Regions from separate parts of the Mus musculus genome. Here regions 1 and 2 are each linked to region 3. Evidence: chromatin loops called from intact Hi-C (ENCODE). Cell type or tissue: heart. All regions are shown on one strand.

Region 1 (8,000 bases), 140 kb before region 3:
TGGTTGTGAGCCACCATGTGGTTGCTGGGATTTGAGCTCAGGACCTTTGGAAGAGTAGTCAGTGCTCTTACCTGCTGAACCATCTCACCAGCCCTTGATGATGTTTTTTAAAAAACAAGTCGCATCTCTAATAAAACACATCGACTTCACTGTTAAGCTTTGGACGAGAAGGAAGTTCTTGTCGTGATCACCTGTTGGGTCAAATGGTCCCAGACATCCTGTCCCTTTTCCTGGCTGGTGTTATCAACATCTGACAGAGCCAGGTACCTTGATAGCCATCAGTGAGAAGGTGGATTCAACCAGGGGGAAAACTTGAAGAGGGAAAGGGTACAGCTTAGTCCATAATTTAGTATGTCTGGGCTCAGTCTAAGCCTATGCCCCAGCTATGCACAAAGCCAAGGCAGGAAGGCTGAAAGGTCAAGGCCTTCAGAGCTACTCTGGGCTACAGTGTGAGACCAGCCTGGGGAGTTTAGTGAGTCCTTCTCTCAATAGTAAGAAAAGTCTAGAGATGTAATTTAGAGATAGGGTTACCATGGGCAAGGCCCTAAGTTCAATCCTCATTATTAAAAAGAAAGAAAAAGCATTGAATGAAGTCTTACCTGTCAGAGGCACTTCAGAGGAAAAATAGAATACCAAACTCATTTAGAAAACAAGGAACCGTCCAAAGAAATACTTCCTTTCTTTCTATCTAAATTATGTTTCTACAGCAAACAAAACCCAAAACAATGATAAGCCACTTCAGATTCAAAACAGCAACCCGGCTTCTCTATCAAATGCTTAAGAAAGTATTGCCTTTGTCTGGAAAGGTCCTGAGGCACAGAGCTGCTTCCCATCAAAGTAGAAGGAAGTACCAGTCTGATAAGGTTTTAATGTTCTGAGAAAATAACCCTATTCTGAGAAGAAAGGGGCTCATAGATTAGGGGAAATTCCTTTTCAAATATCCTATGACATATTAAGGAGGAAGAATATGTACATATGTATATATATAATGACATTGAATGTAGAGGTTTTCTCCAAACTATATATGTATGTATATGTGTATATGTGTGTGTATGTATATATATATATATCATTTCTAACCATAGGAAACTTGGTTAAGGTTTGCAGAGAGTTATCAGCCCAATATAAAAGAGCACAAATACTTATATAAAAATGTGCACAAGCCTTCTCCATTGCTACTAACAGGCATATTCTTGCTTACTATAAATACTATAAATAAGTATTATCTAATAAATTAGCATATGTTTTGATCTTGTGTTTTTAAAAATATTTATTTATTTATTTATTTATTTATTTATTTATTTATTTATTTATTAATTATATGTAAGTACACTGTAGCTGTCTTCAGACACTCCAGAAGAGGGCATTAGATTTCATTATGGATGGTTGTGAGCCACCATGTGGTTGCTGGGATTTGAATTCAGGACCTTTGGAAGAGCAGTCGGCGCTCTTAACCGCTGAGCCATCTCACCAGCCCTTGTTCTTTAATTTTTAATAGGAAGAACAACATTTATATTACTGATGAGAATTAAGTAGTTCTCTGTCCTGTATAGATGGTGATATTTTGGCTAGAAGGTGCAAATGCATTCTGGTCCCAGTTCCCCATGTTACCCCAGGGAAGGCTTCTAAAGAAAGGAATGCCTGAGCTGCCTAGGGCCTAGGCTGCAAAAGCCTGCTGAAAGCCAGGGACTGCCACTGACCTTTAACCCCAGCAAGTGGGAGGCAGGCAGAAACAGGCACATCTCTGGCAGTCTGAGGCCAGCCTAGTTCCAGTCAGGGTTATACAAAGAGACCTTGTCTCAAAAACAAACAAACAAACAAACAAATAAAAACAGCAATCTAGACTGCTGGATAGACCCATCTGGGTGTTTGCAGACTCTTCAATCCTAACACAGTCACACTTAAGTCTCCTTAGGAGTTAGGGTGTTTCGCTTCCCTTCTCTTGTGAGATCTTGGGGAGGAAGCGGGAGGAGGGGCCTTTGTGAGGATGAATAAGTGGGAAGTGTTTGGTGTGGCTGGAGGTGAGATTGGGGAATGGGGTCTCCATGTGAGATGAACAGGATTTTTCAGGGCTACTGAGGAATATAAACATTCGAATTTCAGCAGGATAGAGGCTGGATAGAACAAGGAGAGCCTGGGCAGAGGACCAGGTGAATGGGCTTGGGAGAACTTCAATCCTTTATTTTGACCGCCTCATATGCCAGGACCAAAGGCTAGAGCAAAGTCTCTTGCTTAATTGGAAAACCTTTGGCTTTTCCTCCCACTCTGAGAATTCAAGACAGATACATGGGAGTTAGGGAAAGATAAAGCAGGAAGAGAGTAACAATGGTGTCTACGCCACCTTAACGGGTCACAGGCAGGCTGACAGGTGGGAGCAAGTGGCAAAGACATCTGCTAAGAATCTGGGCACGCCAGGCAGTGGTGGCGCACGCCTTTAATCCCAGCACTTGGGAGGCAGAGGCTGGCGGATTTCTGAGTTCGAGGCCAGCCTGGTCTACAAAGTGAGTTCCAGGACAGCCAGGGCTACACAGAGAAACCCTGTCTCGAAAAACCAAAAAAAAAAAAAAAGAATCTGGGCACAGGCCACATTACCTTCCCTGCCTGTCCCTTTAAGGTATGGGGGTAGCTCCATCTCTATGGTATATGAAACAAGCCTAAATCATTGCTAGAGGCCTACTTGAGGACTTCCAAGTCCCATCCTTTTAAAGGACAAATTTCTTTCAAATTTACCATTGAAAAAAAGGGGAGTCTAATATTCCCCTACAACACTTTGAAGTACTTTGCCCTTTTCCGAAGGACAAGGCTGTCCAGAGCTGGTTAAACTGTTACTGGAACAGAACTTTGAGCTATTTCTTTTGTAATAAGAGCAAACATGTTTACTGTGAGTCGGCATTCTCTTTCATGATTATCCTCATGATACAAAAGAGGAAATCCAAGAGGTTATATAACATGCCCTAGGTACACAGCACGTTGAGGAGAGCCAGTTTTGTACATGGGCAGGCTATTCCAGAGCCTGACTTCTCTCAGCTCACCCAGGCCGGTTGGAGGAGGGACAATACTCCCGCCTAGACCAGAGGTTCTCAAACAGCGGTTTTTAACCCTTTCACAGAGGTTACATATCAGATACCCTGCATGTCAGATATTTACATTATGATTCATAACTAGAAAAATTAGTTATGAACTAACAATGAAAGTAATTGTATAATCAGGGGTCACCACAACACGAGGAACTGTATTAAAGGGTCGCAGCATTAGGAAGGTTGAGAACCACTGCTCTAGGCAAAATAGGTTGAGGGTGTGAACTCAAGTATACTAAAGGGAGCTGATGAAGAGACATTCAAACCACACAGAGACACACATACATATATATACATACATACATATACGTAAATACACATGCATATATGTAAATACACATATACACATACATATACATGCACATATATATGCACACACACACACACACACACACACACACACACTATTTGGATGGCAGAGACAGCTGAGGTGATCCGACCAGGGGCATCTTCCTGGAGATTGTCTGAGGCTACTGAGAGTGAGTGTGCTGAAGAGAGAAGGGTGGCTTTAGATGTGATTCAGATGTTTCTGACTCAAAAAAGGTTGTAGGATGCTGCTGTAACTAAAGAAGACTTAGAGCTCCTCTTTGCACTTCTGTGAATCATTCACAAGAAATCCTGCTTAGGAAACCTTGAATGTACCTGAAATGACAATCACCGAAAATAAAGTGAAGGGATAGGCTCTCAGAGGAACTAAGTAACTCTGTGTGTGTGTGTGTGTGTGTATGAGAGAGAGAGAGAGAGAGAGAGAGAGAGAGAGAGAGAGAGAGAGAGAGAGAGAGAGATATGCATGGGTGCATCCATGCATGCATGGGTACATTGGTCTGCCTGCCTGTTCTCACCATTTTTAGGCATCCATTCTACCCCTGAGCACAGCCCTCAGAACCCTGAGAGATGAGGAGATGAGGAAAGCTTAGGAAAGCATGTAGGAAATCTGAGATGGAAAAGGAGATTAGGTAAACAGGGCGGCCAACCACCACCACCTTTTGGTGTTCAGTGGTCTGTGGTAGCCTGGTAAAGCCGGGGCTGGGGACCCACACTGGTTCTTAGTATTTACAAGGTTAAGGCTTATTTGTTTTGAGACAATATTGCTGTCTACTTCAAGCTATCTTAAGATACTAGATCTTTCTGCCTCAGCTTCCTTAAAACTGGGGCTATAGGTATATGCTTACCAGCTGTGAGAACTTTTTTTTTTTTAGGTATAAACAGGGCAGTTCATATTTGTGTGTATGTGTGTGCATATGTGTCCCTGCAGTGGCCAGAAAGTGTTGGATCCTTTGGAGCTGGAGCTATAGGCATTTGTAAACAGCCTAACATGGATGCCAGAACCTGAACTCTGGTCCTGTGCAAGATCATCAAGCAGTTTCAACTGCTGAGCTGGCTCTCCAGTTACCAAGGGTTGATCTTAATAAGGTCTTGTGCCCAGTGGCATGCCCCCTGCAGAGAGAGGGAGGCAGAACTGAGCCACAGTTGAGTGAAGTCACCAAGAGGTAGGGAGAGGTTGTTGAGGACTCTAGCTCTGTTGCTTGCCTTGTATACACAAAGCCTTGGGCTCTTTCTCCAGCACCACAAAAATTTGGTGTCGTGGCACTCAGCTGTATCACCAGCATTTGGGAGGAGGGACAGCTTAAAGGTCACCTCTAGAGAGAGTGTGGGGAGAGAGGGGAGGGAAATGGTGGAAAGAATGAAGTGTTCAATGTCCTCTGCCACGCAACAGTAAACAGACTATCAGCATAGCACCCTCTGGTGTCCAGAAGAGTCACTGCACCTTTGTGTGTGATTCGGCAAGGGCAGCTTGCCCTGGCTGGAAGCAGAGATAGGAAGAATGTGGAGACATAAGTGCCTGGGGTTTGTCTGCTGAGACCATTAGTACGGAGGGTGGGTGAGGTTCCAAGTTAGAAACAAAACTGGTTCATTAGATTGCACCTTAGTTGAAGTTAAAATTGTATCTGCTATAACAGAAACATAAGTTTACATAACAATCTAGGGTGTTAGTTAATATCAAACATGGGACCTGAGACTTCTTTGAGAAAGATTTGGTGATAGCGGTTCTAAGGTGGTGATTTCTTTAAAAATGGATTTTTTTTCCTTCTTTAAATTACTGTGAAGGAAAAAACAAAAACAAAAACAAACAAACAAACAAGCAAAAAAACCTAACCACTCCCCCAAAGCAAAATGAAAAGTGCCTCAATTACTTTGAATGTTTTTTTCCCCCTCACCCAAGTCGGTGCCTCCTTCCTGGTCTCCAGTAGTGGTCATCCTCTGCTTAGCCCCTGCAGCTGCAGGGCAGGTTGTAACTATCTCAATTCTTCATTCTTAGGCTGTGGAGCCTCGGAAGCTGAAGTGATGGTGCCGGTAGAGCACCTAGCATGGGATAACCCAATGGACGCCATAGCTCTGTGCCTCTCAGCATTAGCACGTGAACTGGGTTTTCCCCTCTGGAGAAGTTTAATTAGCCCTGAACTTTTCCCCACAAGAGAGTCTGCTGGTCTGAAGTGAAAGCGTTTAGACCTTACGTGGACGCCTTTGGGGAAGGCTGCAGGCTTGGTTTGCAGCCAGGCACTGGATCTGCTGTTGAGCATGATAGTGTTGAGGCGGGTTTAGCCTAGCTGCTGTCAGTATGCATTGATGCTGTGAGGCTGCCTAGAGCAAGTGGCTTGAGCCAGGCCTGGGGCACGGGCTTTCTTTTTAAAACATATTTATTCACTCTGTGTGTGTGTGTGTGTGTGTGTGTGTGTGTGTGTGTGTGTGTGTGTATCTGAGAGAGAGAGAGAGAGAGAGAGAGAGAGAGAGAGAGAGAGAGAGAGAGAGAAGAAACATGGTATGTGGAGGACAACTTGTGAGTTGGCTCTCATCTTCTAGCATGTGGGTTCCAGGCATCAAACTCAGGTAATCAGGCTTGTCCCAAAGCCCCCCTTAACCTGCCAAACCATCTCACTGGCCAGGAAAGCTTTAATCAGAGACCCATCAGGGCACTCTGTATGGGGTCCACCTAGCAATCGCCTTACATGATTGACAGAAGAAAGGTCATTTCCTCAGGACTGCACCAGGTACAGTGGAAACTGGTATAGATGTCAGGTACAGCTGGGCTGAGCCCTGGTTAATCCTCTCTGTCTGGTGGCAGGATCTTGACCAAGTTTCCTACCACCCTAGCCTCAGGTTTCTTTCTCATCTGTAAGCTCTGGGCTGTGTAAGGCAGAGTTGGAAGTTTGATCTGGCCTACAGTAGCCATGGTAAACAATTTGTGTTGCCTTCTCCCTGATTCCTGTCTGCCCACAAAGAATCAGTAAACACTTGGGTCTGCTCACTCAGTTGTCCTTCCTCCTTGTCAACCCTGACTTAACCCTGGCCAGTTAACCACAGAGAAAAGGTTAGTAAACAAATTCTATTCTAATACTATCTGTGAACACCAGAATACCTCCGGTTGCTTTCTGCACTAAACTGCAGGGCCCTTGTGTTCCCAATGAGCTCCTAAACTCCCCATGGATGTTTTAGAAGGGAGGACTGGGTATACACCTGAGCTGAAGTAAAAGAACAGACTGGCAGTGTAGATAACCTCCTACCAGTCTAACAGAGCCCTTGGAAGCCCCAGCTTGCTACTCCCTTCTTTCCCGCAGGAGTACATCATAACAAACATCTGTATCTGAGAGCATGATTTCTAGGAGAAGCGGAAGGCAAGTCTAGAGACCCAGAGCAGCTCAGACAGCAGCTCTGCCAGGGATACATCTAGCACACTTTTTTCTCAGTCCTGGGCAAGTAGCACCAGAGAGGTGGTGGTGCGTTGAGTAACTAGAGCGGCTTCCGTCAGAATCTGATAGTTGAAAACGATTGTGGGGCGGCTGGCAGTTTTCCAGGGAGGGAACCCAGCTTCACAACCTTGTTCCATTCTGTGGCAGGTCACTAACTTCAGCTGTGTTCTCTATTGTGTTTGGAATGTATCGGGCATGACATTATCTGGGCTAATGGCTCTGTTTTGAGCAGGTTGGTGGCAAGCAGGCCAGGGTCTCTAGCCTGCCTGATGCGCTGCCCCTTCAGAGCTCACAGGTTGTAGGGTATGGTATGAACTTCTGTTCTGAGAAATAATTCAATGAACCTCCAGGAGAATATTTTATAAGTGAAAAAAATGTAAGGATAAGTTATTATGCAGACTAAACAACTTTCTCTGTTTTATTTATTTCAGGAGAACTACCCAATACCTGAGCTCGGCCCAAATGGTAGGTCCTGACATGACATTGTATCTGCTGGTGTTGGCCTTGGGGGCGTATGCATTGGTCCCTGCCCCTCTCCCTACTGCTGAGTGTGCTTACATCTGTCCATTGGTCACAGCTGTTTATTTGTCTACTGTTTGAAGTAAAAGAATCACAGATAGGAGGAGAAAAGCTAAGATACCAGACTGCCAAGTTGCCCTGGGCTTCTGACGTATGAATCATATGGACCAAAGGCAGAACCAACCTAACAACCCAGCACTGTGTCTACCAGATTAGATGCCAAATCATAATTCTCGTTCTAAAAATCTACAGAACTAAATCTCTTAGTTAGTAGAGGAACATTGTGTTAGCACACCCAAGAGGGCTAGACCACAACTATCTACCTGTCTAGTAGGGGTGGGAGGAGCTGCAGGAAGCTCTGTCTCTTCCTGTAATCCTGTTCATAATCTATAGAATCCCAGAGTGAGGCTAGGGGCAATGCACAGAGTCTTTGGTCCCTCGGGTCCCTGTCTTCTCCTTGGTGACCTGGGATGTTCTCATCCCTGTACCACACTTCAGCCCAGAAACACAGACTCTGGGCGAACGTCAGCTTGAAGGCAGCTTTCTTGGTAACTCCTGGGCTTTGCTCCTCAAAGGTCAGCTGCGTTGTTGACTTGCAGTGATAAGAGAAAAAAACAGCTGTTTCTATCAGTGTTTAGCAAGCAATGCAAATTTA
Region 2 (8,000 bases), 89 kb after region 3:
GTCGGGTGCTCTTACCCACTGAGCCATCTCACCAGCCCAATTTTTTTTTAAGAGTAAATTTTTGTCTCTATCTCAAGGTTGGCCTCTGTGGCAGTCATTGCCAGATTAGCCATGACTGTAAGAATTTTCCCCACGTGTTTGGAGAACGAAACAAAACAAAATACAGCAAAATGTAAAACAAGTTAAAACAAGTTAAGTTTGCCTATTCATGTCAGATAGTCTATGGATGAATAGGTGGTGTTCAAAACCCTCAGAGACCTACGGAAGATGTCATTAAAGGATGTTTTATTATTTTAAGGATTTTTGGGTATGAGACATGTCACCTCCATACATCACCTCCACTTCTACCTCAGAGAAGATGATGAACATCAGAGACTCCTTATGTTTGCTTCAAATCGGGCAGGCTGCCAGGAGGCAAAATTGTTCCTTGATTCAACCACTGACAAAATGCTGTCCACCATGGACAAACATGGACAAAAAATGGACAAAATGAAGGAAATATCCTTCATTCAATGAGGAATTCAAATCTGAGTCATGTTGCCATGGAAAGCTAATCTTTGCCTTGTGTTTATGAAGTACTCAGCTCCGTAGACATGTTTACCTCTCTTGAGGGAACAGCAGCTCCTGACAAGAAGAAATAGGATTTCAGCCAAAATCTCAGGTCTCTATGCTCATTAAAAAATGCTTCAGCTGGACATGGTGGCACACGCCTTTAATCCCAGCACTCGGGAGGCAGAGGCAGAGGCAGGCAGATTTCTGAGTTCGAAGCCAGCTTGGTCTACAAAGTGAGTTCCAGGACAGCCAGGGCTACACAGAGAAACCCTGTCTCAAAAAAACCAAAAAAAAAAAAAAAAAAAAAAAAAAAAAAAAAAAAAAAAAAAAAAAAAAAAAAACCAAAACACACACACAAAAAAACCAAACCAAAAAACAAAACAAAACAAAACAAAACAAAAAAAAGAGTAGATTCAATAATCTACCTCTTTCCCCTATTATTTCTATATTATTCCTATCTCTTCCTTTCTTTCTCTTCAACCCTTTTTTCCCTCCATAAGAAAGAAGTGATAGAGAAAAGAAAAGGAAACAGAGAAGTCCCTGAGTCTAATTTTCTATACCTTGTTTTCTCCTTAATCAAGACCATTGGATAACTTGCAGCCAACCCCCGTAAATAACAATAACCATCCATAACCCATTGAATGAACATAAAACCATCTACCCCACCTTTTGTGAAATGGGCTGTCATTCTTTTAAGACTGCTTCCTATTGATTTTGGATATAGTTTTTCCTTTTTGGGGCCCCAGAAAAAATTGGTTCTTTTGCTCTGAAAACACATCAACTCTCACAAGTAATATATGTTTTTCCATTAACATATGTATTGAATGTCTAGTGTGCACAGACCAGTTAAAGGTGATTCTTTGTTCTTTGTTTGAGCAAGTAAAAGACATCTGACTTCCTTAAGTTAGTTTGGATTGTATAAGTGAACTATAATATAAATCTCCATCCAAACCATGTGAAAGGATGGCATGTAATAATATGTTAGGAGGACTTTGTAGCCAATAATATTTATTAGCTATTGTCTTAGGGTTTTTACTGCTGTGAACAGACATCATGAGCAAAGCAACTCTTATAAACACAATATTTAATTGTGGCTGGCTTACAAGTTCAGAGGTTCAGTCCATTATCATCAAGGAGGGAGCATGGCAGCATCCAGGCAGGCATGGCACAGGAGGAGCTGAGAGTTCTACTTCTTCATCTGAAGGTTGCTAGGAGAAGACTGGCTTCTAGTCAGCTAGGAGGAGGGTTTTAAATCCTATGCCCACAGTGACACACTTTCTCCAAAAAGGCCACACCTTCTCCAACAGGGCCACACCTCCAAATAGTGACACTCCCTGGGCCAAGCACATTCAAACCACTATAGCTAAATATAGATTTTTAAGTCTCAGCCAGTCTCAGAGATGTAGAAGCAACAAGGTACATATTATCTGCCTTGTTGATCTTGTTAATTTCTTTCTTCCTGTCTATAGTCAAGATCTTCAGGAGTCTCTCCCTGTCATATCAGATTTTTATCAATTTGGATCAAATCCACAGGTTTTTTTTTTTCTGTAGAAACATATATAAAGCCTTTCCCCTAGCTAATAATTTCCTTCCCTGTATTCAGATATAATGACATTCTTAGTATATACAGGCCGATTAAGCTCAGCAGGCTTTTCCATAGTACAATGTTTCTTAGCAGCTGTTGTTTTTTGTTCATTAGCATCAAGACATTTAAAGTCAATAATGCACTGTGTAATCTATCTGTATGTACTCTGGGAATCTTTGTTACCCATTTCTGTTTGTTAAGAATCTCTTTTAAAGTACAATTGGATCTCTCTATAACTGCTTGTCCTGTAAAAAACTGAGGTACACCCATAGTTAGCTTTATATTATAATATGCAAAAGTTGTTCCATTTTTCCAGAGACATATGCTATCGCATTGTCAGTCATGATTTGTATAGATATCTCCATAATTGCTATAGATGTTAATAAATTATAATGGCAGAATCAGTCTTTTCAGAACACAAAGCAGTTGCTCATTAAAATACTGAATATGTGTCTATAGTATGATAAACATATTACAGTTTACCAAACTCTATAAAATGAAACACATCCAATTGCCAATTTTCATTTCTTTTTTTATTAGATATTTTCTTCATTTACATTTCAAATGCTATCCCGAAAGTCCCCTCTACCATCCCCCCCTCCTGCTCCCCAACCCATCCACTAATGCTTCTTGGCCCTGGCATTCCCCTGTACTGGGGCATATGATCTTCGCAGGACCAAGGGCCTCTCCTCTCATTGATAGCCAACTAGGCCATCCTCTGCTACATATGCAACTAGAGACACAGTTCTGGGGGGTACTGGTTATTTCATATTGTTGTTCCTCCTTGGGTACTTTCTCTAGTTGATTACACTGGTGATCTCTTCAAATTTAAGCTTTGTATCTCAGATCTAGGAAAGCCACCGCGGTGAAAGCTGTAGTGCAAACAGGACAGCATCTGCTGCCACCGATCCTGCAGTCTCTTGTTCTTACTTTGAAGCACTCGCAAGGCCAACAAAACAGTAAGGCAGCAGCACAAGATCAGTCCGCCAGCGATCACAGCTGCGCCAAACCACAGTTCTTTGAAGGAAGTCAGCTCCTGCATCCTAGTGATGAGTTTTCTGCTGCTGTCATGCTGATACTGGTTTCCTTGTCCTGAGGCTTCGCTCTTGGGAGGAGAGAGGACTTCATGCAGTCCTCGGGAATTGCACATGTTTTCGTGACAGCATTCCAAAGTGGGCATGGCAGGGCCAGAGTGGTTTAGGGCCTGCTTGTCTTCGCAGATGTCTGTGCTGTGCTTGCATGTAAGTCCAGACAGCTGTGGATGAGTGGGGAATTGGTGTCCTGAGGATCGAGATGTCTGGAGAAGCAAGCACTAAGCTCAGACTTACACATATAACCTGTTGCCACACAGCGAGCATCATCATAGTAGCATCTGATCTCTCCTGTGGTGAGCAGCACAGCCTTGGTGCAGAGCTCCAGCTGCAGCCAGATGAAGAAGGATCTGGAGTGATGTCCATTGATGTCTCGCGCTCCCTTCGATCCTGGAGCCAGGCGCGGCTTCACTATGACCTCCGGGCGCGCCGCACTTGAGCCCGGGCGCTGTCATTGTCGGGGCGAGGGCCTGAGCATTGAGCGGAACTAAGACTACCGAGGACCCATTCCGGGTCCCTCGCGCGCGCTCCCCGGCCGTCGTCCTCTTGCTCTGCCAGCCAGTGCAAAAGACAGGAACAGGAGAGGGGAATTGGAGCCGAGAGGGGTAAATAGCGCCAGGGCCCGGCTCTATGCCCCACCTCCACTCTCCGATTGGCCGACGCCTCTAGCCCTGGGGCCCAGCAGCAGGGGGCGGGGCCAGACGCGGGCTGAGACCGACCCGCTGACCCGCTCCCGCTGGCTCCTACCTGGGTTGGGCACTGTCGACTCCCCCTAGCGGACGCCTGCGCGAGCAGCCGCAGATGCGCCGCAGAGCCCAGCCCAGAGTTGTGTGACCCTCACTGCTCAGTCTCTGGTCAGCGGCCTCCAGCACGTGGCTTCGCTTTTGTCCCACCTGAAACCCCACCACCACCACCACCACCACGACGGACCAATGGGCTTGGGGTCTGCCCGCGCGCGTGGCCGATGAGAAGTAGGGTGCACATAGCCAAGAAGGGGCTGCTGGCTCTCTGCTGGCTCCCTAGGGCTCATCCAACCTGAGCCAGCTGCCTTGCGACCAGTATCCTCAACATTTTTTTTAATTAGGTATTTTCCTCGTTTACATTTTCAATGCAATCTCAAAAGTCCCCCCTCAACATTTTTTATGTTTAGATTTTATCACATTGAACTCCTCTTCTCTCTCTCTCTCTCTCTCTCTCTCTCTCTCTCTCTCTCTCTCTCTCTCTCTCTCTCTCTCTCTCTCTCTCTCTCTCTCTCTCTCTCTGTGTGTGTGTGTGTGTGTGTGTGTACATGCAGCACAGAGCACATTTTAAGGACAGAGAACAACCTGAAAGACTTCCATGTGCTTCCTACTGTTTGAACTCAGGTCATCTGTATGCTGGCAAATGCCTTTTCCACTGAAACATTTTCCCGCCCACCTGTATTTATCACGTAAAGAAATGTCTTTATTTTAAAATTTATATTTATATGTTGGCTTAAAAATTTAAAAGCCTAATTTAATAATGGTTTTTAAATGTTTTAACCTCCTCTGTAGCCCACCTCCATCTTAGGTAGTAGAGAAGAAATGTTATTAGTATATAGGGGAAGTGTACCTGTTTAGAAATCGTTCTTTGGAGCAAATCTAATGTGCTTTGTCAGGAAATCAGCAGTTTAGTTTGCAGGAATCAGAAGTGGCAGCTTGATCCACTTGCAAAATCCTTTACAAATATACTGGTAGTCTAGTTCAGTGGTGCTGGGTTAGTAAACGCAAATCGGCAGCAGTGACACAGCCTACTATAAACAGGACTCCACTGAATAGGCACGAGTCAGGAGAAGCAATTAGGACCGGCAGGGACAACAGGAAAAGTTCTTAGCACTCAACAAAGTGAAGATCAGCAAAGACAAAGACCCAAGACCAAGAAGTGTTGCAAAGCTAGCTATGCGAGCCCACCATCACTGTCTATTGAATCCTATATATACTCTCTCAAAATATCAAGTGTCTTCCCATGGGTCGTGCTTCACCACACGAGTCTGTCTTAGTAAAACCCTAAGTGAGTCTGTATCAGCTGACATCACTCTACCAATCAGTCCAAGTCCTCAGAAGTGGCAAGAAGCCTCCAGAACCTCATGAGAAGTTCTTTGGCAAGTTTTTTCCTATGCATTACCACAAATGGAACTCAGCGACACAACGTAAGGCAAACGAATACAAGTGTGTCCTTAGTGAAAAATCTTTTATCACTTGTCTTTTCATGTATTTGCTTTAGCAAAACATCCTTTCACCTGTGTCTGCCTTAGCAAAAACATTCATGTGTCTGCCTTAGCAAAACATCCTTTCACCTGTGTCTACTTCAGAAAAACATCCTTGGACATAACTGACTTTACAAAACCCCAAAAGTTTCCACTCCCTATGTGGGTATGTCTGTGTGAGTATGCCCATGTGTGGTGAGGGGGAGGATTTCAGATCCACTGGAGCTGGGGTTACAGGTGAGTGTAAGCACATTGATGTGGATGCTAAGGACTGGATTCTGATCTTCAAGAGCAGAAAGTACTCTTAGTCACTGAGCCATCTCTCTAGACCCCTGTTTTACATTTAGTATATCAGACATTAAGTGTTGTAAATGTATTGTATCATATTCAGGGTATGTGACACCAAGACACTAAATGTTCCCTAAGCAACTTTGCCACATATTATGGAAGAAAAGAAATAATGTGCTTATGGTTTTATGTGAGACAGTTATATCATGCTAGGCAGAATTATGACTTTGCTATTGTTCTCATTTGGGAATTAAGCATGACATAAAGACAGGTGAGTGGGTATCAATTTGACAAGGGGCAGGTTTCTAACGGTTAATATTGGGTGTCAACTTGATTGGATATGGAATCAACATTTTTTTTTAAAGGCAAGAAGCTAGGCACACCTGTGAGGAATTTTCTTGTCTGGATTATTTGAAGAGGGAAGACACATTTTTAATGTTGACATCCCCTTCTAGTGGCATCCCAGATATAAGGAAGCAGGAAGAAGGGCGCTGGGAAGACTGTTCAGTGGTCAAGAGTACTGCCTGTCTTCCAAATGACCTAAGTTCTGTTCCCAGATCCCACATCACTGCTCACAACCATTTATAATTCCAGTTCCAGAGGGATCTGACACCGGTGGCTTTTGTGGGAACCAGACACATACACATCTTTTAGTGAGGCTTTTTTTTTTTTTTTTTTTTTTTTTGGTTTTTTGAGACAGGGTTTCTCTGTGTAGCCCTGGCTGTCCTGGAACTCACTTTGTAGACCAGGCTGGCCTCGAACTCAGAAATCCGCCTGCCTCTGCCTCCCGAGTGCTGGGATTAAAGGCGTGCGCCACCACGCCCAGCCCTTTAGTGAGTTTTATTTCCAAGTAGTGGTTACTATGTTTTCCAGTTTGATGGGGAGAAGGTTTGTGTAATCTAAGTCCAATGGGCAGTCCTTGGTTCATAGCCCCAAAGTTAATTTTATGATTCATAGTCATATGCATCTGACCCAACTTCCCATCTCAACTGATCAGGGAGAAGAAAGTTTGTGCCACCATTTGAGGACTCAGAAGATGCAAGGTAATGGTTCCCATCACATCTCCTACAGGCCTGTGCAAAAGACACAGACAACATAGAGGAAGACCGCTGTTTACCACAAACTTAATTAAGCATGGCCTTTAATTGCCACTGCTGTACCAGATGTGGCTTCTTTTTCTCAGTAGAAAAGCATAATCCTGGCACTGGGTATGAAAACATTGACCTAGCAAGTGCTTTTTTTTTTCTTGGTACTTTTTTACTTCAAGGGTTTGTAGTGGCTGGTTTTGAGCGTCAACTTGACACAGGCTGGAGTTATCATGGAGAAAGGAGCTTCAGTTGGGGAAGTGCCTCCACGAGATCCAGCTGTGGGGCATTTTCTCAATTATTGATCAAGGTGGGAGGCCTTGTGGGTGGTACCATTTCTGGGCTGGTAGTCTTGGTTCTATAAGAGAGCAGGCTGAGCAAGCCAGGAAAAGCAAGCCAGTAACATCCCTCATGGCTTCTGCATCAGCTCCTGAGTCCTGACCTGCTTGAGTTCCAGTCCTGCCTTTCTTTGGTGATGAACAGCAGTGTGGAAGTATAAACTGAATAAATCCTTTCTTCCCCAATTTGCTTCCTGGTCAACTTGTTTGTGCAGGAATAGAAACCCTAAGACAGGGTTCACTAAATCTCTAGGCTACTAATGTCCTTAGTTTGCAATAATCTTGATCACTAGTATTTTCCACAGTGCTCACAGTGGTCCATTTTATTGAAGATATTAGAACTATTGGACCAAGAGAGCAGGGAGTAGACCTCACTTTGGACTTCTTGATAAAGTAAATGTCTACCAGATGATGGGAAAGAACATGGAAAAAAATGCAAGGATTTTTTACATCAGTGAAATTTCTTGGAGCCCAGGGGTGTGGGGCAGGGAGAGGTATTCCTTAGAAGGTGAATGGTAAGTTGTTACATTTGGCCCTTCCCACCACCTAGAAATAAAAGCATGCTGCCTACTGGCTCTATTTGGATTTGGAGCCAGTCTGTTCTTAAGTTGGTTGTGTTACTCCAGCATATACTTCAAGTGTCTCAAAAGACTACTTGTTTTGGATAGTTTCTTGGAATAAGAGAAGGTTTTTTCACAGGTCCAGGTTGCTGTGCAGGCTGCTAGGCCAATTGTGCTGCATGACTAGCAGACCTGATGGTACTTGAGGTATCACTGGCACATAGGGATGCTTTCTGAAGTTTTTGGCAGGTCCCTGAAAGTGAATCCCAATGGAGGC
Region 3 (8,000 bases):
ATGTATGTATGTATGTATGTATGTATGTATATGCAAAATTCTAATGCAAATAAAGCAAAATAAATATTTTTAAAAGATCTTAAAAACAAAACCAAAAGCCTAAAACAATGAAAGCAATAAAAACAAAAGCCAGAGTAAAACCCGCAATAAAAAGGACTCAGTGAGTCCTGCCTGCATTGCACTTGTGTTTTTTTGTTTGTTTGTTTTTGTTTTTTAACTTTAGTGGCTTTGCTTCAATTATATCTTTCTTGGCAATAAGAGATGAGAATGGAGGGCTGTCAAGTAGACTGTCAAGACAATTTTCTCGTCTAGTCTCCAAATTTGGGTCTTAATGGATCATCGCTTTCTTCTGTTTTACCACACTAAACTGTCCCCAACTCGCAATAGATGGGCAGGAGGGACGGGAGGCGAGAGATGCAAGGAAGACAGGCCTCGAGATGGATGGAGATTCCCTCAGTGTGAGTACTTTTACCCACTTATATAAATCTGTCACCTGCCTCGTATTCTGTTCTCATATCATAATTTTTTGGGAGTTGGAGGTGTCGGTATGTTATGTAAGAGGAGGAATATCTTCACACGTATGGATACATAAGTATTTGTTGCACTAGGACTATCATGGCAAGATAATGGCACTGGAAAATGGCAATAATTGGTGGATGACGTGAAGAATGAGAAGAAACCTTTCTGTTAGACTTGGTCACACGCAGTCTGTAATTACAAACGAACGACCCGATTTTTAAAATTAAAAACGGAGGTGCGGGAAATCTCTACAAGGGCACAGGGACGCTGTTTTCGGTCGTGTTGAATGGCTTAGATAACGGTTTTTCAGAAGGAAGGGATTAGAAACTGTTCGATCTGAAGCCGTAGTTAGAGCGTTAAAGAATTCTTAGATGCGCGATCGTTAGAGTAGCTCAATTTTCAAAGTAAGAGGGAAAAAAAAAAAAAAAAACAAACCAAACCAGTGAATCTTGTAAAAAACATGGAAATTAAAAAAAAAAAAAAAAAAAAAAAGACTGGATCCCCTTGCCGTGCCATTGTTGCCACAATGCCGTGACTCGGATTCGAACCGAGGTTGCTGCGGCCACAACGCAGAGTACTAACCACTATACGATCACGGCGAGCTACCAGGGACCTGTAATATTGCTCTTCTGAATATGCTCTTCAATACTCATAGGCCTTCCCACTTCCTGCGTCACTAAATGACCCGTGTGCTGGGCGGGACTCCAACCTAGCAGAGCCTGCGATGCGCAGGCGCATTGAATTCTCGCCGCTAACTAGGCTTCACTTTGGTTCGGTAATCTGGGGCTTGCGAGAGATGTTGGAGGTGGCCGGAGACCTCCTGAGCATCCGGGGACCCGAGGTGACTGTCTTGGGGAAGCCGGTCTCCGGGGCCTGGACCCTTACCAGTGGACTCTGCAGAGTTCTCCTGCCTGCAGGGCCGTTCCCCAGTGGGTCTCCTGGCTGCAGATCCACCCCGCACCCTATATCAGCGACCGATGAGGACCTTTGCTGAGAGTGCGGCGGATGCCCTCGGTACTGAGTTAGCAGTTTGGACAGAACTCTATTGAATGCCGGTCAGCTTCGGCTTTCCGCCCCCATGACTTCTCTCTTCCTTGCAGCCTCTCCCACTTATCCCACATTTAGGATGGCTAAATCCTCTCTCCTTGATGCTCCCGCTCGGCTTTGCGCCCACTTCTGACCCCATTGGGCGGCAACTGGGACTCGGTCCGGTTTTCTTCTTGTCCATCAGCGCTCCCACCCACACGGCGCCTAGCCTGTGACGGCTTCCACAGAGAGGCAGTGATATTTGCTAAACCAAGAAGGTGCCAGTGGTTTCTCACAAGTGAGTTCAAAGTGGCCACTTTTTACTCTCCTCTGCAGAGCCACCAGAGATCTCGCAAAACACCAGCTAAATCCTTTCACTATTTCACGTCCCAGACTGCAGGACATCCGCCTGCTTTTCCCTCACGCGGCTTTCAGTGTCGTTTCCCGCCCCCAGCGACTGGCGCCCATTCACTCAACAGGTTCTTGAGGTTCTAGCTGTCAGCCGAGCCAGGCCCTAGAGCGCTGTGGGAGCGGGCAGGTCCTAAAAATGACCCAGGGAGAACACTTAGGAGAGGAATCACGACAGACAGAGCCTTTTAATGACTGTGTTCAACCCTTTGTACATTAAATTGCTGTTTGACAGATTCCCATTCTCCTTGTAAAAGCTATCTCAAATGTCACACCCTCTGCGGAGCTGCTGCTGCTTCTTCTTCTTCTTCTTCTTCTTCTTCTTCTTCTTCTTCTTCTTCTTCTTCTTCTTCTTCTTCTTCTTCTTCTTCTTCTTCTTCTTTTCTTCTTCTTCTTCTTCTTCTTCTTCTTCTTCTTCTTCTTCTTCTTCTTCTTCTTCTTCTTCTTCTTCTTCTTCCTTCTTCTTCTTCTTCTTCTTCTTCTTCTTCTTCTTCTTCTTCTTCTTCTTCTTCTTCTTCTTCTTCTTCTTCTTTCTTCTTCTTCTTCTTCTTCTTCTTCTTCTTCTTCTTCTTCTTCTTCTTCTTCTTCTTCTTCTTCTTCTTCTTCTTCTTCTTTTTTTAAATCACTTCGGCGTCTACGTTACTGCTTTGATGGAAATTTGTAAAAAGTATGTATAGGAGACTAAGAAAAACCAACGTATTTTTACAATATATATTGAAAACAGTTAGATATATACATTGCATTTTTCTGGCTGACGCAATTCTCTGTACTTCGGGTGCAAACACCATCCCTCTAACATACTGGAAGCTTTTGTGCGCCTGCAGTTTAATTTAGCCCGCGCTGGTATAAAACCCTAATTCTCAACAGGCAGTTTGAGATTAATTTTCTAGAATGTTAGCTAAGTATTAAAATCGAACAGAAGAATAAAATACAGCTCCCTTGCCGTGCCATTGTTGCCACAATGCCGTGACTCGGATTCGAACCGAGGTTGCTGCGGCCACAACGCAGAGTACTAACCACTATACGATCACGGCGAGCTACCGGGAACTTAAGGTCAGGACTCCTTCCTTGGTCTCTTCTGTGTTGGATGCCCCGCCCCTTTTGACGTCATCGGGTTGCTGGCATTTGTTTCTGCCTATCAACGGCGGGACTTATGAGTGTGCGCAGGCGCTTTGGTTTCCCTGGCTAGATCTGTGCGCTAGCGTAAAGAAGCCCTCCGCTTCGCAGCAGTGGTAACAGCGGCCGACTGGGCCTCTTTTTTTCCTTGTTTTTTTTATTTAATTTTTAATTTTAATTTTGAGTCTGTGTCTGATTCGGGACAGGCTGGCCTCTAACGTCCCGAGTTTTAGGTTCCTAGGCGCCACCACGCTGGGCTTGCCAAGCATTTTCATGGCTGTCTTTTTGTGGTGCGTTTCCAAGCCAAATAGAAACTCAAGAAGACTGTGGTCAATCGTTGTGGTTCGCTGGGGCCCCCCCAGTACATCAGCATAGGGATGGCAGGGGATGGATCGTCCCTGTCTCAAGAGTCGCACTGGTTACACAGCACAGTGTGGCGTTCCGGTAGCTCGCCGTGATCGTATAGTGGTTAGTACTCTGCGTTGTGGCCGCAGCAACCTCGGTTCGAATCCGAGTCACGGCATTGTGGCAACAATGGTACGGCAAGGGCGCCTTTTTAGTGAAGGCGTTGTAATGCCCGGGCTAATTCTCCTATGTCCCTGTTGCTCATGATGAAGGCATTATAATGCGTGGTTAATTCTCAAAAACACTATACTATGTCACGAGCGACTGACTTTACAGCTTGTTGGTTTAGTCACCTTACTTTTGTTAATATCTCTGCGTGGTACTTTCTATTTTCCTAATTCAACGGTTAATCACATTTTAGTCTTTTAAAAACCTTACAAGACTTAAGAGTTCATCACGGAGGGCATAGGAATTATAGGAACAATGCGAAAATTAGGGGTTAGAATTAAAATTAGGGTTAGGTAGGAAAACAAACCGAACCTTTTTTGGTTCAGATCATATGACAAATGAAAGATACTACCACACTGAAGGGACTAGTTTTTTGTGGTCACTGTGGCGTGCTAAGATAGCCTCGTGGGTGCTGGTGTTTTTCTCCTCTTCCCAGTCTACCTCACATTAAAGCAAATTATCACGTTGTTTTGTGTGCTCTTAAAAAAAACCCTCAAGCTCCACAAATTCGGGTCTATTATTCGGCATTAGGCCAAATGGAAGTGAATTTTCCACCTAGCTCTTGAATGCTTACTTGATGGTGGCTGTGTGGTTGTCAAGAAAGGACCCAGAGAAGAATGAAGTTCTCCAGCTCCTCCTAGGGGCTCTGGGATGGCAAAGCAAGTCAGGAAACATTCCTGGGAAAGATAGGTGTTGTAATGTCTTTCACCCATAATCCATCAGAACAGCTTACTGAACAGTGTAGAAAATCAAGACTTCATTGCAGCCCCACCCCCTAAGTCCCTAAACAAACAAAAGACAACAAAAACCACCCTCGCAGGCTGTAATTTCCCTGGGTCTCCTGGCATTTTAGGAGATTTGGTGAGTTTAAAGCCACATAACAGGACAGCTTGCGCCTTACAAGTGTTGCTGAACAAAATATAGTAGGTGAATGTGAAAACCCATTGGGCTTTGTGTGAACAGTCATGTATCTAGGCAGTATCACCAAACCCAGCAGACTAGTCACCAGGACTGTGGCAGCTGTTCCTGGGCTGGCCTTGCTAGCCCTGTTCCCATGAGCTGCACCCACACCAGGGCTTGGGAGAGATGCAAGCATTCCCTCCTGAGGGAGACATAAACCAGGTCGACCTCCCTCTCTAAGGTCCCAGTAACAAAGAAAGTACAGTTCTGTCAGAGGTCCCTCAGGAACTAGAAGGTTGTTGGGTTTATTTATAGAGTCTGAGTGAGGGGTTACTGACAGGTGACCATAAAGTGGCCACATTAGAAAGTCTTCACCCAGCAAGATGACTTCTTCCTGAAGTCACATAGAGGGAGTCCCCTTCAGTCAACCTCCCCCAGCATGTAAACTGTCTCTGGAGACCCGAGGTCACATGAAATTAGAGCAGAATGGCATGCAGGTGCCCAGGAAGAGTGACTGGGGTCTTAGGGAGAGTCCTGTGACCAACAGCAACCATCCACTGGCTCAGTCATGATGGCTGCTTCCAACCAGGCACAACTGACCTGGTCAAGACAGTTGCTCTTTTGCTTGGATGACGAAGGAGGAAGGAACAGTCACTCTGATATTATTTAGGGTGCAGCAAGCGGTCCATTTTATGTGTTAATTAAGTCAAAGGCAGGAAAAGTTTGAAAGTGAAGCAAAGCCAAGGTTTATTCAAAGTGGACAATTTCATAGAGTTAAAAAAGAAAAGGAAAGGAAAGGAAAGGAAAGGAAAGGAAAGGAAAGGAAAGGAAAGGAAAGGAAAGGAAAGGAAAGGAAAGGAAAGGAAAGGAAAGTTCCTCCGGGCAGGCAACTTGTCAATCTAGCAGCCCAGAGGAGGAGAATGTCGAGAGAAAGAGTGAAAGGGAAAAGCCATTTAAGTAAAGCCAGAAAGGAAGGGTGCATCAGAGAAAGAGTAAGGAAGCCCAGTTACTATAGTGGAAAAGCACATATAGGCTCTGGAAGCAGAGAAATAGCCAAGAAAGAACCAAAAGGAAATATTTACAGCTTTTAAAACCAGGACTCATTAAGGTGGGCAGACCCAGCAGGATCTCATAGCAGCTTGTAGGAACTGTACCAGGAACAGACATTCCGGGAAGCCAAAGTATAGCATTTTGTTAAAGAGATAATTGTTCCATTTGTCTCTTTAGCATGGTTTAAGGTGAGCCTTCCTAGGGGTGGTCCCTTGGCAAGATGATTGACAAACTGTCTTAGCTTCTGGGTAGCTGGAGTTGTTAGATCTCCATTCACGTGAGAGCTTTCATCCTGTTGACAGAACTAGGCTGTTCTGTTGCTGTGTCAACTCTCTACGAACACAGTAAAACAGTCAAGAAAACACAGCTCAGAAACACCTGGTATCTGAGATACCCCACTGGTCACCCATATCTACGGCCAAGAATGCAGAGGAAGCTAAGGAAATGTAGCATGACCCAGATGCTGCAGGGTCTGGCAGTGGGGTTGGGTGGGGTGGAGTGCAGGAGGATGCTCAGGTTGACAGCTGCCCTTCTGGACAGGAATATTGTCACTCTGGAGATGGGACAACCTAGCCTCTACTAAGGAACTCTGCTTGTTTTCCTTGCTCTGATTTCTGGGCGTCAGATCAGGCTGATCTAGTGACTTGCCTGCCCATTAGACTTGCCTTCAGGGAAGAGGGACCATTGCTGTTGACAAGCCCCTGAGTTCTTGGCTTGGCTTGTACACCTTACTGTGTTGTTTTCTGTTCAGACTCCTGGGCAAGATTGGTGGGATTCATTTCTTCTGCTTATCTGGGCTGATGAGGCTTCTGGGCTGGCAATGGTGAGAGCCAGAGCCCCCGAGAGCCTGGCCTGGGATGACGTCACCATGACCCAGTTGGCACACTCAGCGGCCAATCGACACCCTCCTTCCCTGCTCTCACCTTAAAACTGTTTTGTTTTGTTCGCTTTTGTTTGTGTTTTATGCTATAAATGTTGTCACTAGACACCACCTTTTCTAGGTTGGAGTGCCCGTAAAGAAGCAGGCGGTGTTAAGAGTTCCTTCAGCGGACATCCCAGCTCCAGCAGTCTCCATTTTGGTTAGATTTCTCCAGGTTTCCCATCAGCTCTTAACTTTTTTTTTTCCAGCAGCGACCTTTAACTCCACTAGGAGGCGCTCTATCCCAAGCGGTTGACTTGGGAAGCAGAAACTAGGGGAGTCAATTAATTTGGGAGACACATCTGACCTAGTTGAGGCATCCCTCTGGCTTCTCCAGAAGTTCCACACTCAAGTTCTTCCTCTCCACTCCCTTTTCTTCTTCCCCTCCGTCCATCATTCATCAAACAAGACTCATTTTGCTCTTAAAATACTGAGTATGGAGGACTACAAAGCTGCGGACGAAGCATTTGGTCCAGAGTGGTTGATTTTCCAGCTGCATTTGTCACCTGACATAAGCTCAGGTCAAGGGCACACACGCCCGCGTCAGCTGGTCTCTTGTTTCTAGATCTTTCCACACTCATAAGAGGGCTCGAGGAGTTCCTGTGGGACTTGACTCCTGTCCCAAGACCTGAAACTTTTTCCTGAGTCCGGAAGATAGATAGCAGGGAGTGGTTTCCAGACATTATTCTAGAAGTGACCAATTGGAAGAAGCTTTCTGTCATAGAGTAAGTAAAAGGTCAATGTGGTAAAACGACATTAAGATTTCATGTCTCTCCAGTCAGAATGGCGGCTCTCAGGATCATTAATGACAACCATTGCTGGTGTGTGTGACACGAGGGGAGCTCCTACACACTGTTGTGGGGTTTGTAGATAGTGCAGCCACTTTGTAAAGCAGACACCTGGAAGTGTCTCAGAGGACGACAACCTGGACTGCCACATGACCCAGCGACACCACTCCTGGGCGCACACCCAGTGGGTTTCACATCCTACCACAGATGTGTGCAAATCCATGCTTGGTGCAATAGCCAGGAAATGGAATCAACTGAGATGTCGGTCCACAGATGGATGGTTGAGAAAACGGTGCCTCTGATACATACATATCCCACTGATACTAGTGGGAGCACTAGTCAGCTCTGAAGAAAAACAAAATAATGAAATTTGCAGCAACTGCAAGAACCTGTACAGAGTAAGGGAACTCAGGTCCCAAAGGACAAAGTCACATGCTCTCTCGTATTTGTGGATCCTAGCGTCAAGTCTTTTGTGTGTTTAACCTGGAGCACAGTGGAAGCCAGGAAGGGGCATTTGGGGGGCACATTAGGGGAGGGTGGTAAATTATAGGTAAATGAAAGGAGAGAGGCAGAAAGTAGATGGTACAAAGGGTCAGGGAGCTGGGGCCTGGGCAGCTAAGCGCTGTGGAAGTCTGCTACCTCACAGTCGAAACATAGAGGGCTAGCGGAAAATGTGTGGGAGGAAATGAGGGCTGAGGGTT

The links. Hi-C counts contacts between places; a loop is a spot of excess contacts. Peaks named below come from ENCODE experiments on the same cell type or tissue, not always from the same donor. Only the 100,000 strongest peaks of a DNase experiment are listed, where the experiment ranks them.
Region 1: it touches region 3 in a loop (3-fold over the local background); 5 of 42 quality-filtered maps call a loop at or near these places.
Region 2: it touches region 3 in a loop (4-fold over the local background); 25 of 42 quality-filtered maps call a loop at or near these places.

What each region holds. Positions count from the first base shown.
Region 1 is chr2:122,239,225-122,247,224 of GRCm38, forward strand. Sord (sorbitol dehydrogenase) reads left to right here. Exons shown (of 9, transcript NM_146126.4): 2 at 7,258-7,291. Among named protein-coding and RNA genes, the nearest start is that of Sord, 8.4 kb to the left of the region's middle. In heart, a CTCF peak has its summit at 4,826 (motif pointing left); a DNase peak (open chromatin) is centred at 4,807; H3K27ac peaks cover 400 bases.
Region 2 is chr2:122,463,933-122,471,932 of GRCm38, forward strand. It overlaps the pseudogene Bambi-ps1. Among named protein-coding and RNA genes, the nearest start is that of Slc28a2b, 17 kb to the right of the region's middle. In heart, CTCF peaks have their summits at 4,001 (motif pointing left) and 4,200; a DNase peak (open chromatin) is centred at 3,909; H3K4me3 peaks cover 1,347 bases; H3K27ac peaks cover 1,038 bases.
Region 3 is chr2:122,374,448-122,382,447 of GRCm38, forward strand. It overlaps Gm39918 (predicted gene, 39918), which reads left to right and starts at 386. Exons shown (of 3, transcript NR_166177.2): 1 at 386-458. It overlaps n-THgtg4 (a tRNA gene), which reads right to left and starts at 1,118; the gene lies at 1,047-1,118. n-THgtg3 (a tRNA gene) reads right to left here and starts at 2,987; the gene lies at 2,916-2,987. It overlaps n-THgtg5 (a tRNA gene), which reads left to right and starts at 3,521; the gene lies at 3,521-3,592. In heart, CTCF peaks have their summits at 4,285 and 6,742 (motif pointing right); DNase peaks (open chromatin) are centred at 1,174, 3,064, 6,464, 7,084 and 4 weaker places; H3K4me3 peaks cover 4,594 bases; H3K27ac peaks cover 2,954 bases.